Regions from separate parts of the Homo sapiens genome. Here region 2 is linked to region 1. Evidence: chromatin contacts called from ENCODE Hi-C data. All regions are on one chromosome and are shown on one strand. Each heading gives the region's core, a stretch centred on a gene start or an enhancer-like site at or near the end of the contact. The rest is flanking DNA. Distances are from core to core; before and after follow the strand shown. Region 1 holds the start of ZPBP2 (zona pellucida binding protein 2). Region 2 overlaps CASC3 (CASC3 exon junction complex subunit).

Region 1 (7,894 bases), core at 5,395-7,894:
CTTCGCATTTCATCCTCCATACGCTCACAATGGAGGGCAAACAGATTCCATCATCTACAGGCTTTATCTCTGTTAATCTCAGCCATCCAGAACATGGAAAGGGACCTGAAACAAAACCCTACTACCACAAAATCTATGTGGTAAGAAATATAAGCTGACATCAAGAAGGAGACAAAAATTGTACAATATCCTAGGTATGTTTGGTGTAGGGGCATTCAGCTCAAAACCCCTGTGAGAATATATTATGGAATAATATATGATCTGATGGTGAGAACAGTAACTCAGAGTTGCCGAGATAAACTTATCTCTTATGTACCTTGCTTATAAAGCAGGGAGCTGTGTAATAAATATACTTAGAAAAATCTTTACTCAATATTGTTAAAAATAAAAATGTTTTACATTAAATAAGAAGTCTGCCATTACCTGTGAAATTCATGTTTGTGAACCACCTCATTTCCCGACCATAACAGACAGAAGAGATGTTATAGTACAAATAATAAAATTTAGTGATTCATAAACAGTCTTTGGGTAGAAAATATTTAAGGTCACAGATTGTGAGAAAATTAAAAAGTTATAGCTTCTGATTTTAGTATATTCATTAAATCTTCATTTCTACAAGATTTCTATTTCAAAAGCTTATTCATCTGACATCTTCATACATAGAAAGTCTCAATAAATTAATTAAAAGATAAATGAATTTGTTAAATGACTTTATATGCTGAAGGAATGATATACAGTATTGCATTGTACAATAAACTGTTATGAATCAATGTGACCCCCAAATTGGGCAGAAAATAAAGGTATTCCATGAAGTATTCTACTTTCTTACATTGCCAAGAGAGGTATACACTATAGACCAAATCTCTAATCTAGACTGAGATCAAAACCACAAGATGATATAAAAATTTTTTAAATATCAAAAACATGGGCCAGATTAGTCTATTTTGGGTAGCTATAATGAACCAGATATTTTACCACATCAAATACTCTATACGCAAGGACCTGACATTAAAATAGCCAAATTCATATAATTAACCTCTTTTTAAAATTTAAATGTTAAAGTTTTTTCATTAAGCATAATCTATACTATCTATCTCCATGGACCTATAGATTTAATCTAATCATGTAAACACAACTTTAAAAAGTTATTGATCTACATTCTCTTTCCATTTATAGTCTACACACTCTAAATTAAATTCTACACAAGTTTTCATTCTTTTCTTCTTAAGGGAGTCTTCAGGCTTATTAAACATCTGTGTTAGTACACCAATAACCTAAGATATGCTATTTAGTTTCTTTATTGCACATTAAATAAATGAATTTGGAAGTATTAACATTTATAGAGAAATACTCCAGTTTCTATGGATTTACATGATTCTGTACATTATCCTTGATACGTGGTATGGTTACGGCTAGGAAAAATAGTGTTGGAGTACTGATTTATAATTTCATAAAAACAAATTAATCATTTGTAATAATTAAAGCATATGAGCTTTTCAAAAATTATTTTTCCCATAGTATACAACAGCCCAACTTTTTTTCCTTGTTATTGGCCAATAAAACCTTTGTTAAAAATTACACTTCAATAAACCATTATTTAAATGTTAAAAATGCAAAATTTTTAAAGTTTTCAAGCCCTAATTAAAAAAATTAAAAGCATAAAGTTTTTGATATTTTAACAACTTTATATACTCTAGAAATAAAGCTGCCAAAGATCAGTTCATTGTTAATTAGAGATTCTTCCATTATTATGAAGAAAATACCCACGATCTTCATATTTATCAAAGTAACATTTTAGTTAGGTGTCAATATCTCATTTTTAATAGAATGAAATTCTGAATTTCTTAATCCCACCATCCCCCCCCGAGTTGAGATGCATTTGCCATTTTCAAGGTTTTAGAAACACTTGTTGAAAAGACCATTGAAGAGTTTACAGTAGCAGTGTGAAATTTTAGGTATCCCAAGGAAGTACAGAATGAAAAATGTTTGAGAAGCAAGGATAGTGTTACGACTTTCAAAATTAATTCATATGAAACTCCTAATGTGAACCTGATTTTTTGCGCTGGGTAAAGAAGACTCATTAGAAGATCGAGTTCCAAGGGAACTGCAAATGCCAACCGCTTTAAAATGTACCTTTCCCATATGACACCATTTACCCTTGGAAGAAAACAAGTTACTCAGATTAGTCTAATTCCAATAAACACTGAGGCCATGAAGGAAAAAATATCCAAAAGGGTTGATTATTCCACCCCAGATTTGCAGCCATTTCAGGGACACCCCTTAAGTGCTCTTCCTCTGCAGATGTAGGGTAGACCCCCCATGTCTGACAACTCTTTAGAAATAAAATTGCGAAGAAGTTATCACTTTCCAAAGGGCGGGGGAAGGACAAGTGAGAGACGTTAAGAGAACCGACGCGCTTTGTCCTCTGAAATACCTCATATTTACTTTTGACAAAAGAAGTAAATAGAAGCAAAACTGAGATTCAGAAGAAACTCTTTCTACTGCTTGCACAGGTTAAGTTTCTCAAAGACCCCGGAGAAAAGAAGCGGGCTGGAGGCTCACCTTCCATGTCGCTGCCGGGCCGGGCTGGAGCTGCCGCTGTGGCTACTCGGCCTCTCCACGTGCTCCTGCCGTCGCCTGGACTCAGCGCGCAGCTGGCGGGAGATTCCCGGCGCGGGGAGTCCCCGGGATCCGGCAGCCGCGTCGGCGCAGACTGAAAAGGGCAGGAGCCGGCGACCTGCCGGTGCGCGGGGTTACAGCGGCGCTGGCTGGCGGCGGCTTTAAAGGACGCTGGCCGCGGAGTGCCGCGGGTTCCGCGCCTCCAGCCCCCTTTCGAATGTCAAACCCAAGGAACCCCGACAGGATGGAAATGTCGCATCACTAAATTGTCTCAAAATGTCTATTTTAGAAGGATAATGGATGAGAAAAGTGACATCACACGGAGGGTCGGGGGTCAGCCTTGCTTTCTTGGCAAGCTGAAGTTCAAAGACGTTTATCTTAAATTGAGGAAGATCTGGAACTTTTTGTCTAGATTCAGTGATAACAGCCGTGGAAAGTATCAATGAGAACCCCCTTCTTTCAAAGTATTTTTTTTTCCTTCCTCACTTTTTCATTTCACATGGTAAAAGTTTTTGGTCCAAGTTTTCAGACAGTTGGAAAGGATTTTGGCACTTCTATCAATTCAACTTTTTAATTTTTGGAAGCATTTATCTCACTTTTGTTTTCCCTCTGGGAACTGCTTGATTTATTTGCCACCACTCACGCAATACTACCCACTCTATATAAATAGAGGGAGTGTTTTATAGAGTGTGTTTATTTTCTCCCAGCCTGCCTTCTTCTAAATACACACCTTACAAAAATACATATATGATGTACCAGAAAATTAAGCAAAGAAAGTAGAGCTAAGGGTGGAAGGTGGGGGCAGTAAGATTGTAAAATTAACTTAAAGATGTTAGTATACAGATATGTATCAGTCAACATCTTCTCCCAACACCCTCCCTACTGTCCAGAGGTAAAGCACACATTTGACTGCAGAGAGAGGAAAGGGGAAGTGACCACAAAACTGTTTTTCAAAGCAGAACTTTTCTTCACATTGAGGTCTAAGGGACATTGTTCAGGTGAGCCCTTCTAAAGATATCCAGCGTGTGGGACAATATACGAATGAGTCTCAAAAGGCCACTGTCACCGCTATTAGAAAATTATATTAGTGCATACAAATATATTTGAGACTTAAGGCTGAGGGTTTGTGCATCAGCTGTCCATATCAGAAGAAACCCACACTTACAAGTTAAAGTATACATGCTGTAATTTTATGAATTGTAGCTTTAAACAATAGTATGTCGTTGGTATAGGCAGTCTATGTGATGTGTGTATATATATTCAAGTGGGTGAAAAACTACACTGGCTTTAAGCACCACAGTAGCATCTCTATAACTGTATGAGTTGGGAGTTCTGCAGGATGTCAATTTTGGAGAAATACTCTAAACACTAGGTCTAATTTTAGTACTGAAAGGGGAAATTTGTTGTTTGTTAGTTTCTAAAAGCAAAAATAGCACATCAAAAGTAGCAGAAGAGGAACTGTAAAATTTCACAGGGATGGTATGAGGATGAAAAGTTATTTGGTTATGAAAAAGTTGTAGGCCAGGCGCAGTGGCTCACGCCTGTAATCCCAGCACTTTGGGAGGCCAAGGCAGGTGGATCACGAGGTCAGGAGTTCGAGACCAGCCTGGCCAACATGGCAAAATACTGTCTCTACTAAAAATACAAAAATTAGCTGGGCGTGGTGGCGCATGCCTCTAATCCTAGCTACTCAGGAGGCTGAGGCAGGAGAATCGCTTGAACCCAGCAGGCAGAGGTTGCAGTGAGCCGAGATCTTGCCACTGAACTCCAGCCTGGGCAACAGAGTGAGACTTCGTCTCAAAAAAAAAAAAAAAAAGTTGTAAGGAAACTTTATGATTTTCCATTACAATGTTCTTCTGTATATTTGACAGTGGAACGTGTTAGTACTCTGTAAATAGTTCAATACTGAGTATTTCGGACTCCCGAGAGTGATACCTAAGGGGATTAAAAGTGAATTGGTAAAATAACTTATGTAGCTACTCCACCTTCAAGGAGATGCAGCATAAATCCCCACTCTTTAAGTGTGGGTGCACAAAGTGACTTCCTTCCGAAGAGTATAGTATGAAAGCAGGGGAATAAGTTGACAGTGGAGAAACCTGACAAACAGTACCTCAGCCAGCAGACCAAGGTTAACATCAAGTGATAAGGCATGTTGATAGTATGTCCCCTTGATATGATGTGATGAGAATGTCATTTTATCTCTGTAATCTTCCTCCTAAGAATCCATAATTCTAGTCTAATATGGAGAAAGACACCAAATTCCAGTAGAGAGGCATTCTACAAAATACCTCACCAATTAAAGCCAGGTCAAGACCTTCAAACACAAGAAAAGTCTGACACAGCCAAGGGGAATCTAAGGAGATACGATGACTATAGGTAATGTGGGATCCCGCATGAGATCCTGGAGCAAAAAAACAAACGAGGTAGGGAGGACATTGAGTAAAAAACTAAGGAAATCTGAATAAAGTTTGGACTTCAGTTAATAGTAATATATCAATATCCGTTCATTAATTGTAAGAAATGTACCATACCAATGTAAGATGTCAATAATAGGGAAAATCGGGAGGGAGTATGTAAAAACTCTCTGTACTGTTTTTGCAAATTTTCTGCAAATCTAAAACTCTTCTAAAATAAAAAGTTTATATAAAAAGAGTGGATGGGTACTTTTGACAACTATTACTCATTTGGTTAAGTCTCCTCTCATAGGATTTAGTTTATCACACAGGATTTACAACTATCAATTACTTACAGTAACCAAAAAGTCAATAAAACACACTGTGGATATATAATGTACTTTGACTAAAACTGGAATGAAGAACTTGTAGGGAATCAAAGATAATGCCTAAATCTGTCTTCATTATCATCACCTTAAGAAGAGAACAGTTGAGACCAGACCATGTATCCAGACATGGTAACTGAAAATGGGTGGATCTGACTCACTGAGTCACATTTCATGGCTTATGCTATATAGGTAAAATTAACAGTGACTAAAAATGAAATTACTGACAAAGTTTGCTCCTGGACCATATGAGAGAGTCCAAGTACTGACTCGGCTCAAAGGAAATAAAACCGAAAACTCTTGATCTCACCCAAAATAACCATTCTGCACCCTGTCTGAACCTTGGGCTCTCTCTACTAACCAGCCTACTCAAAACCACTACTGAGAGTGGTGTCCCGCTGCTAAGAAACAGACAACACACAGGGCCTTTCGGGCCACCAAACTAGTAGCCAAGAAGGAACCATCAAAGACGCGGGCATGATCCCCTTTGGAGCTCCCCGATCTTGACTAGTCATCCATCCCTACAGAAAAGGCCAATCGGGCTCCATCCCTACAGAAAAGGCCAATGGGCCTTACAATTGGGCCCATTTTTAAAGCAAGGTCACTTCATCAACCTAGATACGTTTGCACTGGGGGAGGTCTCTCACATCGCCTCATACTTGAAGTGAAAATGAAGATTCAACGTTCCTCTAGAGTGGGAAGGCCCGGAAGCGCCTTCTTGGCTCAGTAGTGGCTCTTCTGGGTCTTGGTCTTGCTGGTAAAGAATGCAATTAGGTAAAAATCGCGTGTCAGTTTGAAAGAGATTCGACACCCAGTTTCAGCGTTCATGAGAAGAGAGGCGTAGGAAATCCCCACGCGGGCCTTTCTGCTTCACGTGAGGAGGAAATTGTCACAAGTCTCTGCCTTCCTCAGGTCCCCTTCCTAGGGGATTCCTCATCGCATCCCCTAGCCGCCCTACCCCACCACGGTCCTTGGGACCTCGCGGTGTTCTCTCCTTGATCCCTTCGGCCCCTAGACTGGGGAATCCCCGGAACGCGACACCGTGGCTTCTTTTCCTTTATTCTCTTCCTGCCTTCCGCTCCGCTCAGAGAGCAAGGGGCCAGGAGCGCGGGAAAATGGCGCCGGACGCGAGGCGCGAAAAGTTCGCATGCCTGCTGCCGCGTGGGCGCCAGAGGATCTGGCGATCGCCTGCAGCGCCGTCGCCCCGCCCCCGCGCGCGAGAATCGAAGCACGCACGCGTTCTCCTGCGCGTCCGCTCCCGCCGTTGCGACGGACGGGTAGGGGAGGCGACCCCGGCGTTCTGCTCCGCACTGTGGAGGAGGTGGGGAGGTGTTGGGCCAGGGCTGAGGTAGGAGGGAGTCTGTCCCTCGACGCCTCCTGCGACGCCAGCCCCTGAGCGATGATGCGAACGTGCGTCCTACTCTCCGCGGTGCTCTGGTGCCTCACAGGAGGTGGGGCTCCCTCCACCCGGTCCCCAGGCCTCTCCCTCTGCCCGAGCTTCCCGGTCCTGCCTCCTTCGCCTCGCCCTGCCCTGCCCGACTCTGAACCCTGCTCCTCTTCTAACTAAAAGTCAGTGTTTTATTTCCTCCGCAGTCCAATGCCCGCGTTTTACCTTATTCAATAAGAAGGGCTTCATTTATGGCAAGACAGGACAGCCAGGTAATAAGGGCCTCTGCACACGCGGGCCCATTGGAGGGGCCGGAACTGCGAAGCTCTTCCCGGAAGAGCTTCCTGGAGAGAAGGGGAACGAGCCAGCGTTTATTGAGCATCTATTATACTAAGCATCTGCTTGGCAGTTCACGACGGTCGCATTTTTTCATCCTTACAGCGATCCCTATTGTGTCGCCTTGCTTTAAAGCCTTACAGCTCACAAAGGGCTGGGATTTATTCCAGATCTCTCTCTCAGATGCCATCTCACTTCCAGGTGTCTCTGCTGCTTTGCAACGCGGGAAACCCACGCAAAGGAGTGATTTCCAAGGCCTTCTGTTTGGAATATCTTTAATCCTCCCCTTATTAACTGGAAAAACTCCCACGCATCCTTCAGGGCTCAGCTCAAATGTCCTTTATCTCTGCAGTGAAACTTTCCCAAGGAAAATTAGTTACACAGCTAATTTTAGATAAATTGAGCCAGTTGATAGAATTTGTCATGTTTAGACTCCTTCTGTGTTTGAGTTCTCTCCCCGACCCCCAACCAAATTGTAGGACGTTGTCTTTATGAGCCTGGCATTCAGTAGGCTTTAAAATTAATATCTTTCTGGGTTGCAGTGATTCCAAGCATACCATCGTTCTGTCCACCAAACCAGAAACAAGAAGTAATCACACATCTTCCTAATATGCCCAGATAGGCTTAATTATTGTTCCCAATGGAGAAAATTTACAGTTAAACATCAGGTTTCCCTTAGGGTGATCATGATCATCTATCTTTCTTTCTTTCTTTCCTTCCTTCCTTCTTTTTTTTTTTTTTTTTTTTTGACAGTCTCACTCTGTCACCCAGGC
Region 2 (7,894 bases), core at 1,976-4,475, 300 kb after region 1:
CATCTTGGCCTCCCAGAGTGCTGGGATTACAGGCGTGAGCCACTGTGCCAGCCCCAGCTAATTTTTAAAAAATTTTTTGTAGTGATGGGTCTTGCTATATTGCCCAGGCTAATCTTGAACTCCTGGGCTCAAGAGATCCTCCTAAAGCGCTGGGATTACAGATGGAAGACACTGCACCTGCCCGGTCATCATTGAGCCTCCTGAGTACAGGATCATTTTCCACAAAAAGTAGAAGAAGACAACGTTATTATTTGAACTAATGGTTAAATATTTGAAGGCAGAAATTTATTCAGTTGAATTTTGATCAAGATCTTCTCTAATATATTTGAAAGGCAAGCCTCCCTTATTTCCTTAATCTTCTAGAGACAGATTGCCCAATAGAACTTTGTGTAATGATTGTACTTTTGTGTTTTTGTTGTTGTTGTGTTTACATAGATATAGTTTTTTTTTTTGTTTTTTTTTTTTTTTAGATGGGTCCCACTTTGTCACCCAGGCTAGAGTCTGGAGTGCAGTAGCGTGACCTTGGCTCACTGCAACCTCCGCCTCCAGGGCTCAAGCAATCCTCCCATCTCAGCCTCCTCAGTAGCTAAGATCATAAGCACACATCATTACACCTGGCTGATTTTTTTTATTTTTTGAAAAGACGGGGGGTCTCACTGTGTTTTCCAGGCTGGTCTTGAACTCCTGGGCTCAAGCAGTCTTACCTCTGCCACCCAGAGTGCTGGGCTTATAAGCATGAGCCACTGCATCCAGCCGGAATTGAACTTTTAATTAATTGAAACTTAAGTGTCCACATTTGGTTAGTGGATATCATATTGGGCAGCATAGTTTTAGAGAGTAAGACCTACCTATTACCCATTTTGCCTATTGTGGTTTGTTTTTCTCCAGCCAGATAGATCAAAGGATCTTCCCTTAGTCTGAAATCTAACTTAAATATTGGAACTCCTCAATTGGAGTTGCAGCACCCTTCTTACTATTGGAGGACAATCTCTAGAACATTCCTTTTTGTCTTGAGTCATTTTAGCCAGAGGAGAATCTCCTTTCAAACTTCCAACCCAGACCCCTGTGAATGGATATAATCAAGTAGATTTACAAAGCATCCCTCCCTTGTCCAGCTGTTGCTCAGAAACTCTTGGGCTGAGATTTTTCAATATGTTGGATAATGTAATGTGCTAATTATAATCTCTCAGGGATTCTATGCAGGGAACAATTTGATAGGAAAAAATTTGAATTTGATTTTCTTCACTGAAGTCATTTTATTTTTCATTTTCAAGGGCTTTATTGCTATATTAAGATGGCAGACAGTGGGGACAAATTTCTAAATGCTGGTGTTGACAGAAAGCAGAGATAGTTTATAGAGAATTTTATTAGTTAAAAGAAAAAAGGCATTCCTTATGTTGACACTTAAACCTGTCTCTTGATAGTATCTTTGAGTCCCACTCACGTATGTCTGATCTGCAGAAGTGACTTTTTTGGTGTATTACAGGTATGCCCAACCATATACACATGGGAGCAGGACCTCCACCTCAGTTTAACCGGATGGAAGAAATGGTACAGAAGGGGAAAGGGGTAGATGGGGGAGGGAGCTGCCTGTTACACAGCTTGTTCATTGTTTAAACCAAGATAAGGTCTTTTTTTTTTTTCTTTTCTTTCTTTCTTTTTTTTTGAGACAGAGTCTCGCTCTGTTGCCCAGGCTAGAGTGCAGTGACGGGATCACGGCTCACTGCAAGCTCTGCCTCCTGGGTCCCAGTTCAAGCAATTCTGCCTCAGCCTCCCGAGTAGCTGGCATTACAGGCACGTGCCATCATGCCCAGCTAATTTTTGTATTTTTAGTAAAGACAGGGTTTCACCATGTTGGCCAGGCTGGTCCTGACTCCTGACCTCATGATCCACCCACCCTGGCCTCCCAAAGTATTGGGATTACAGGCATGAGCCACCACGCCCGGCCAAGATAAAGTCAGTTTTTCCATTGATTATGCATGTTTCTTTTAATTTGGATCTCCTAAATGTAAGGTAGAAGGTTTAGGTTCAAATCTTGATATCTTTTCATTATTTTTCAGCTCACTTTGCAAATATCCATTAAATACCTGCCATGTACCAAGTGTTTTTCAACACCTAAAGGAAGGTAGGACTTGATATGAGAGCCCTCTAGAATTCTTATTGTTTAGGCCTCTTTCTTTGTCTCAGGGTGTCCAGGGTGGTCGAGCCAAACGCTATTCATCCCAGCGGCAAAGACCTGTGCCAGAGCCCCCCGCCCCTCCAGTGCATATCAGTATCATGGAGGGACATTACTATGATCCACGTGAGTTTTTTCTTACTGTTGGGGTACTTTTCTTGGCAGGGTGAAGTGAAGTAAGATACCAGGCTCCTGGCTCCTGAATTTCTCTTCTGACCTCTTATAGTGGTTATCAAACATTGTCTGGTTGCTGTTTTCTTCGCATGGAATATTGAGAACATCTTTTAAAGGGCTTGGGGAACAAGGAGACTTGTCCATGTGAAGAGTAAGGGTTTATGAGAGTCCCAATGTGATATCTTACAGTGCAGTTCCAGGGACCAATCTATACCCATGGTGACAGCCCTGCCCCGCTGCCTCCACAGGGCATGCTTGTGCAGCCAGGAATGAACCTTCCCCACCCAGGTAAGCTTTGTGTCTCTGCTTATATGCTTCCAGTACCTGAGGATATATGTTGGGAGTGCCACAAAACCCATCCTCCTGAGCTTTGTGCTGCTAGCCTGGGAGTCTGGCCATCCTGGCTGCTTGGGCAACAAGTTCCTCTTGTGTCCATCCTGAGGACTTCCATTCTGAGCCTGATTATACTGAGCAGTCCAGCCGGGCCATCCTGTGAAAATGATGTTACTTTATTTTTCAGTTTTTTTCTTCTCCTTATCCAGGTTTACATCCCCACCAGACACCAGCTCCTCTGCCCAATCCAGGCCTCTATCCCCCACCAGTGTCCATGTCTCCAGGACAGCCACCACCTCAGCAGTTGCTTGCTCCTACTTACTTTTCTGCTCCAGGCGTCATGAACTTTGGTAATCCCAGTTACCCTTATGCTCCAGGGGCACTGCCTCCCCCACCACCGCCTCATCTGTATCCTAATACACAGGTGAGATGGCTAATGATCATGTTTTTCTAGATACACATTCTTTAATTCAGACAGGAATGTGGTATGGGGAGAATGCTAAAGGAATTTGAGAGAACATTTTCAGTGCCACTGATTTGTATGTGACACCAAGACGCCTCTTAGTGGTCAGGAGCTGGAAATGCAGCTTATGTAATGCCCATCATCTTTATTCTTTTCAGTTTTTTTCTCCGTTGCCCAGGCTTGGAGTGCAGTGGCGTGATCTCGGTTCACTGTAACCTCCACCTCTTGGGTTCAAGCGATTCTTCTGCCTCAGCCTCCCGAGTAGCTGGGATTACAGTGCCTGCCACCATGCCCGGCTAGTTTTTGTATTTCTAGTAGAGATGGCGTTTCACCATGTTGGCCAAGCTGGTCTCAAACTCCTGACCTCAACCGATCCACCTGCCTCGGCCTCCGAAAGTGCTGGGATTACAGGCATAAGCCACCGCACCCAGCGTTCAGTTTCTTTAATGGTGTTTCTTTCCTGTGTTGTGGTACATCATAGGTGGCAATACCTGGTTTTTACTCTATTGCATAAAGAAGCTGTATTCTACTCCTTATCACCCCTACCTCTGTCCTGCTTAACTTCCACCACGTTGACATAATCAAGTATCTGTAGTGTCGCTACTGAACTCAGCCTTTTCCATTTGTCAGCTGATGGTAGGAATTAGAGAAAGCTGGGCAGTACTTTGAAGAAATAAAAACCAGAGCATAATAATGAAGAATTAAGGCAAAAATGAATAGTCACTTTATTTTGAAGGGTGGGCAGATTAGATATTTTTAAAATTATAAATTCCCCAATTCTCTTATGGCTGAATAATATTTCCTGTTCATCATAGGTTGGATGAATTCATTCCTAACTTTTTCTTCTCCTGGCTTGTGGGGTCCCAGGCCCCATCACAGGTATATGGAGGAGTGACCTACTATAACCCCGCCCAGCAGCAGGTGCAGCCAAAGCCCTCCCCACCCCGGAGGACTCCCCAGCCAGTCACCATCAAGCCCCCTCCACCTGAGGTATGAGAGTTCCTTCCTATACTTAATGCACATGCTCCGTCAGTGGGCTTTCCTTCTCCCCAGAGGATTTCCCTCATTTTCTGGGTGTGTTTCTCTGGAAAACAGTCTTTTTGTTATGACCTGATAACAAATTCCAACTTTGTTATTTCAGGTTGTAAGCAGGGGTTCCAGTTAATACAAGTTTCTGAATATTTTAAATCTTAACATCATATAAAAGTAAGTGCACAACTTACTGTGAATATTGTTAAAACTAATGCTCACACTTGCTTAATAAACAAAAATCACTTAATTAATGCTTTTTTTTTTTTTTTTTTTTTTTTTTTTTTTGAGACGGCGTCTCAGTCTGTTATCCAGGCTGGAGTGCAGTGGTGCAATCTCGGCTCACTGCAACCTCCATCTCCTGAGTTCAAGCGATTCTCTTGCCTCAGCCTCCTAAGTAGCTAGGATTACAGGCACGCACCACCACACCTGGCTAATTTTTGTATTTTTAGTGGGAATGGGGTTTCACCATATTGGCCAGGCTGGTCTTGAACTCCTGACCTCAGGTGATCCACCTGCCTTGGCCTCCCAAAGTGTTGGGATTACAGGTGTGAGCCACCCCACCCAGCCTCTGATTAATGCTTTAAGTTATAATAATCATGGGATATCTCAGGAGGCTTAAAGGAGTCCTGAAATTTGCCAGTTTGTTTGTTTGGCAAGTGTATTGGGCAGGGTTGAAGTAGAAACGATTGTTAACATGACAGTTTTCAATTGGGAAGCTACAAGGAAAAAATACAGGAAGGCAGTCAAGGAAAAGGGAAATCTAAATTTGAGATGTTATAGCAGAAAAAACCAGTTCTAAAGATCATAGAGGAGAAGGACTGGGGGTTTTGTTGCTTTTGTTTAAGGACATTACTTAAAACACATTATTTAGAAGTGTGGCTTTTTGAAAACAGCTTGTGAATGCCCAGAAGGCCCACTAACACTTTGGTGGTTCTTCCCTTTTTCCAACCCCTGTCAGAGCAGCAGAGGTGAGAACTCAGAAGAGAAATACAGCTGGCTATCTACTACCAGAAGGGCTTCAAAGATATAGGGTGTGGCTCCTACCAGCAAACAGCTGAAAGAGGAGGACCCCTGCCTTCCTCTGAGGACAGGCTCTAGAGAGAGGGAGAAACAAGTGGACCTCGTCCCATCTTCACTCTTCACTTGAGTTGGCTGTGTTCGGGGGAGCAGAGAGAGCCAGACAGCCCCAAGCTTCTGAGTCTAGATACAGAAGCCCATGTCTTCTGCTGTTCTTCACTTCTGGGAAATTGAAGTGTCTTCTGTTCCCAAGGAAGCTCCTTCCTGTTTGTTTTGTTTTCTAAGATGTTCATTTTTAAAGCCTGGCTTCTTATCCTTAATATTATTTTAATTTTTTCTCTTTGTTTCTGTTTCTTGCTCTCTCTCCCTGCCTTTAAATGAAACAAGTCTAGTCTTCTGGTTTTCTAGCCCCTCTGGATTCCCTTTTGACTCTTCCGTGCATCCCAGATAATGGAGAATGTATCAGCCAGCCTTCCCCACCAAGTCTAAAAAGACCTGGCCTTTCACTTTTAGTTGGCATTTGTTATCCTCTTGTATACTTGTATTCCCTTAACTCTAACCCTGTGGAAGCATGGCTGTCTGCACAGAGGGTCCCATTGTGCAGAAAAGCTCAGAGTAGGTGGGTAGGAGCCCTTCTCTTTGACTTAGGTTTTTAGGAGTCTGAGCATCCATCAATACCTGTACTATGATGGGCTTCTGTTCTCTGCTGAGGGCCAATACCCTACTGTGGGGAGAGATGGCACACCAGATGCTTTTGTGAGAAAGGGATGGTGGAGTGAGAGCCTTTGCCTTTAGGGGTGTGTATTCACATAGTCCTCAGGGCTCAGTCTTTTGAGGTAAGTGGAATTAGAGGGCCTTGCTTCTCTTCTTTCCATTCTTCTTGCTACACCCCTTTTCCAGTTGCTGTGGACCAATGCATCTCTTTAAAGGCAAATATTATCCAGCAAGCAGTCTACCCTGTCCTTTGCAATTGCTCTTCTCCACGTCTTTCCTGCTACAAGTGTTTTAGATGTTACTACCTTATTTTCCCCGAATTCTATTTTTGTCCTTGCAGACAGAATATAAAAACTCCTGGGCTTAAGGCCTAAGGAAGCCAGTCACCTTCTGGGCAAGGGCTCCTATCTTTCCTCCCTATCCATGGCACTAAACCACTTCTCTGCTGCCTCTGTGGAAGAGATTCCTATTACTGCAGTACATACGTCTGCCAGGGGTAACCTGGCCACTGTCCCTGTCCTTCTACAGAACCTGAGGGCAAAGATGGTGGCTGTGTCTCTCCCCGGTAATGTCACTGTTTTTATTCCTTCCATCTAGCAGCTGGCCTAATCACTCTGAGTCACAGGTGTGGGATGGAGAGTGGGGAGAGGCACTTAATCTGTAACCCCCAAGGAGGAAATAACTAAGAGATTCTTCTAGGGGTAGCTGGTGGTTGTGCCTTTTGTAGGCTGTTCCCTTTGCCTTAAACCTGAAGATGTCTCCTCAAGCCTGTGGGCAGCATGCCCAGATTCCCAGACCTTAAGACACTGTGAGAGTTGTCTCTGTTGGTCCACTGTGTTTAGTTGCAAGGATTTTTCCATGTGTGGTGGTGTTTTTTGTTACTGTTTTAAAGGGTGCCCATTTGTGATCAGCATTGTGACTTGGAGATAATAAAATTTAGACTATAAACTTGGCTCCCTTGCCAGTGTTTTGCATGAGTCTTGATTTGGGAGGGAGGGAAGAGGACTCCCTAATTCCCCCACAGGGTCACGGTCACAACTCAGGTCAGCCCAAGTTGTGAAACAGAAGCCCAGAGAGATGAGGAGCCCCTATGAGGCCATAAATGTGTCTGCACTCCCCATCAGTTATCTTTTTTAACCACATAGATCACCAGGATGTCATGCCATCCCTTAGATTGGAAGTGTCAGGGACAGAAAAGTAGTGAGATGCTGGTTATTCACATGAGCATCTAGTATCCTTTATGGCTTCCTTTGTGTTTGGCAAGTAAGTTTCCCAAGGTAATATGCCATCAGATGTCAATATAACTATACCAAGTCCTGGGTTGGGGGGAAGTACAGGTAGCTAGCTTTCTTGAAAAGTGAAGATGCTGCTGGCCACCGTGGCTCACGCCTGTAATCCCAGCACTTAGGGAGGCCGAGGTGGGCAGATCTCGATCAGGGAGATCGAGACCATCCTGGCTAAACAGGGTGAAACACTGCCTCTACTAAAAATACAAAAATAGCTGGGAGTGGTGGCGGGTGCCTGTAGTCCCAGCTACTTGGGAGGCTGAGGCAGGAGAATGATGGGAACCCGGGAGGTGGAGCTTGCAGTGAGCCGAGATTGCGCCACTGCATTCCAGCCTGGGCGACAGAGTGAGACTCCGTCTCAAAAAAAAAAAAAAAAAAAAGGAAAAGTAAAGATGCTGACACTAAAGTATTCAGGACCACACAGTCTTAGAGAGACTATCAGCTCAGGTAAGGGGAAGGGAATTTGTGTGTGTGTGTGTGTGTGTGTGTGTGTGTATTTTTAGTAGAAATTTTTGTATTTTTTGTACAACAAATTTTGTATTTTTAGTAGCAATGGGGTTTCACCATGTTGGCCAGGCTGGTCTTGAACTCCTGACCTTAGGTGACCCACCTGCCTTGGCCTCCCAAGGCCAAGTCTGAGTCTGTGTTCTTAATGTCCTTGCCAGTGGCTCTCCACCCTACCAGATCCAAAGTCACTTT

Evidence for each region. A loop is a pair of places that touch in the nucleus more often than their neighbours do. Pooled maps may share reads with other maps.
Region 2: a map of naive thymus-derived CD4-positive, alpha-beta T cell shows a loop between it and region 1 (2.9-fold over the local background). The contact joins the enhancer-like site here to the promoter of ZPBP2 in region 1. A Hi-C loop is called at or near these places in 1 of 168 maps with a recorded cell type or tissue (naive thymus-derived CD4-positive, alpha-beta T cell), 4 of 37 single-sample maps with no recorded cell type and 8 of 50 pooled maps.

The regions. Positions count from the first base shown.
Region 1 is chr17:39,861,558-39,869,451 of GRCh38, forward strand. It overlaps ZPBP2 (zona pellucida binding protein 2), which reads left to right and starts at 6,645. Exons shown (of 8, transcript NM_199321.3): 1 at 6,645-6,849; 2 at 6,992-7,057. The coding sequence starts at 6,798. It overlaps IKZF3 (IKAROS family zinc finger 3), which reads right to left and starts at 2,755. Exons shown (of 8, transcript NM_012481.5): 1 at 2,563-2,755. The coding sequence starts at 2,569. RefSeq lists enhancers at 1-18, 2,377-2,496, 2,507-2,596, 5,465-5,684, 5,925-6,004 and 2 more and a silencer at 5,699-5,914.
Region 2 is chr17:40,165,311-40,173,204 of GRCh38, forward strand. It overlaps CASC3 (CASC3 exon junction complex subunit), which reads left to right. Exons shown (of 14, transcript NM_007359.5): 8 at 1,487-1,551; 9 at 2,188-2,302; 10 at 2,540-2,638; 11 at 2,893-3,107; 12 at 4,014-4,136; 13 at 4,288-4,352; 14 at 5,137-6,861. The coding sequence ends at 4,311. Among named protein-coding and RNA genes, the nearest start is that of MIR6866, 7.3 kb to the left of the region's middle. RefSeq lists an enhancer at 2,754-3,313. Within about 2 kb of position 3,226, at least 10 of the 41 ENCODE cell types and tissues checked have a DNase peak (open chromatin) inside an H3K27ac peak, as active enhancers do.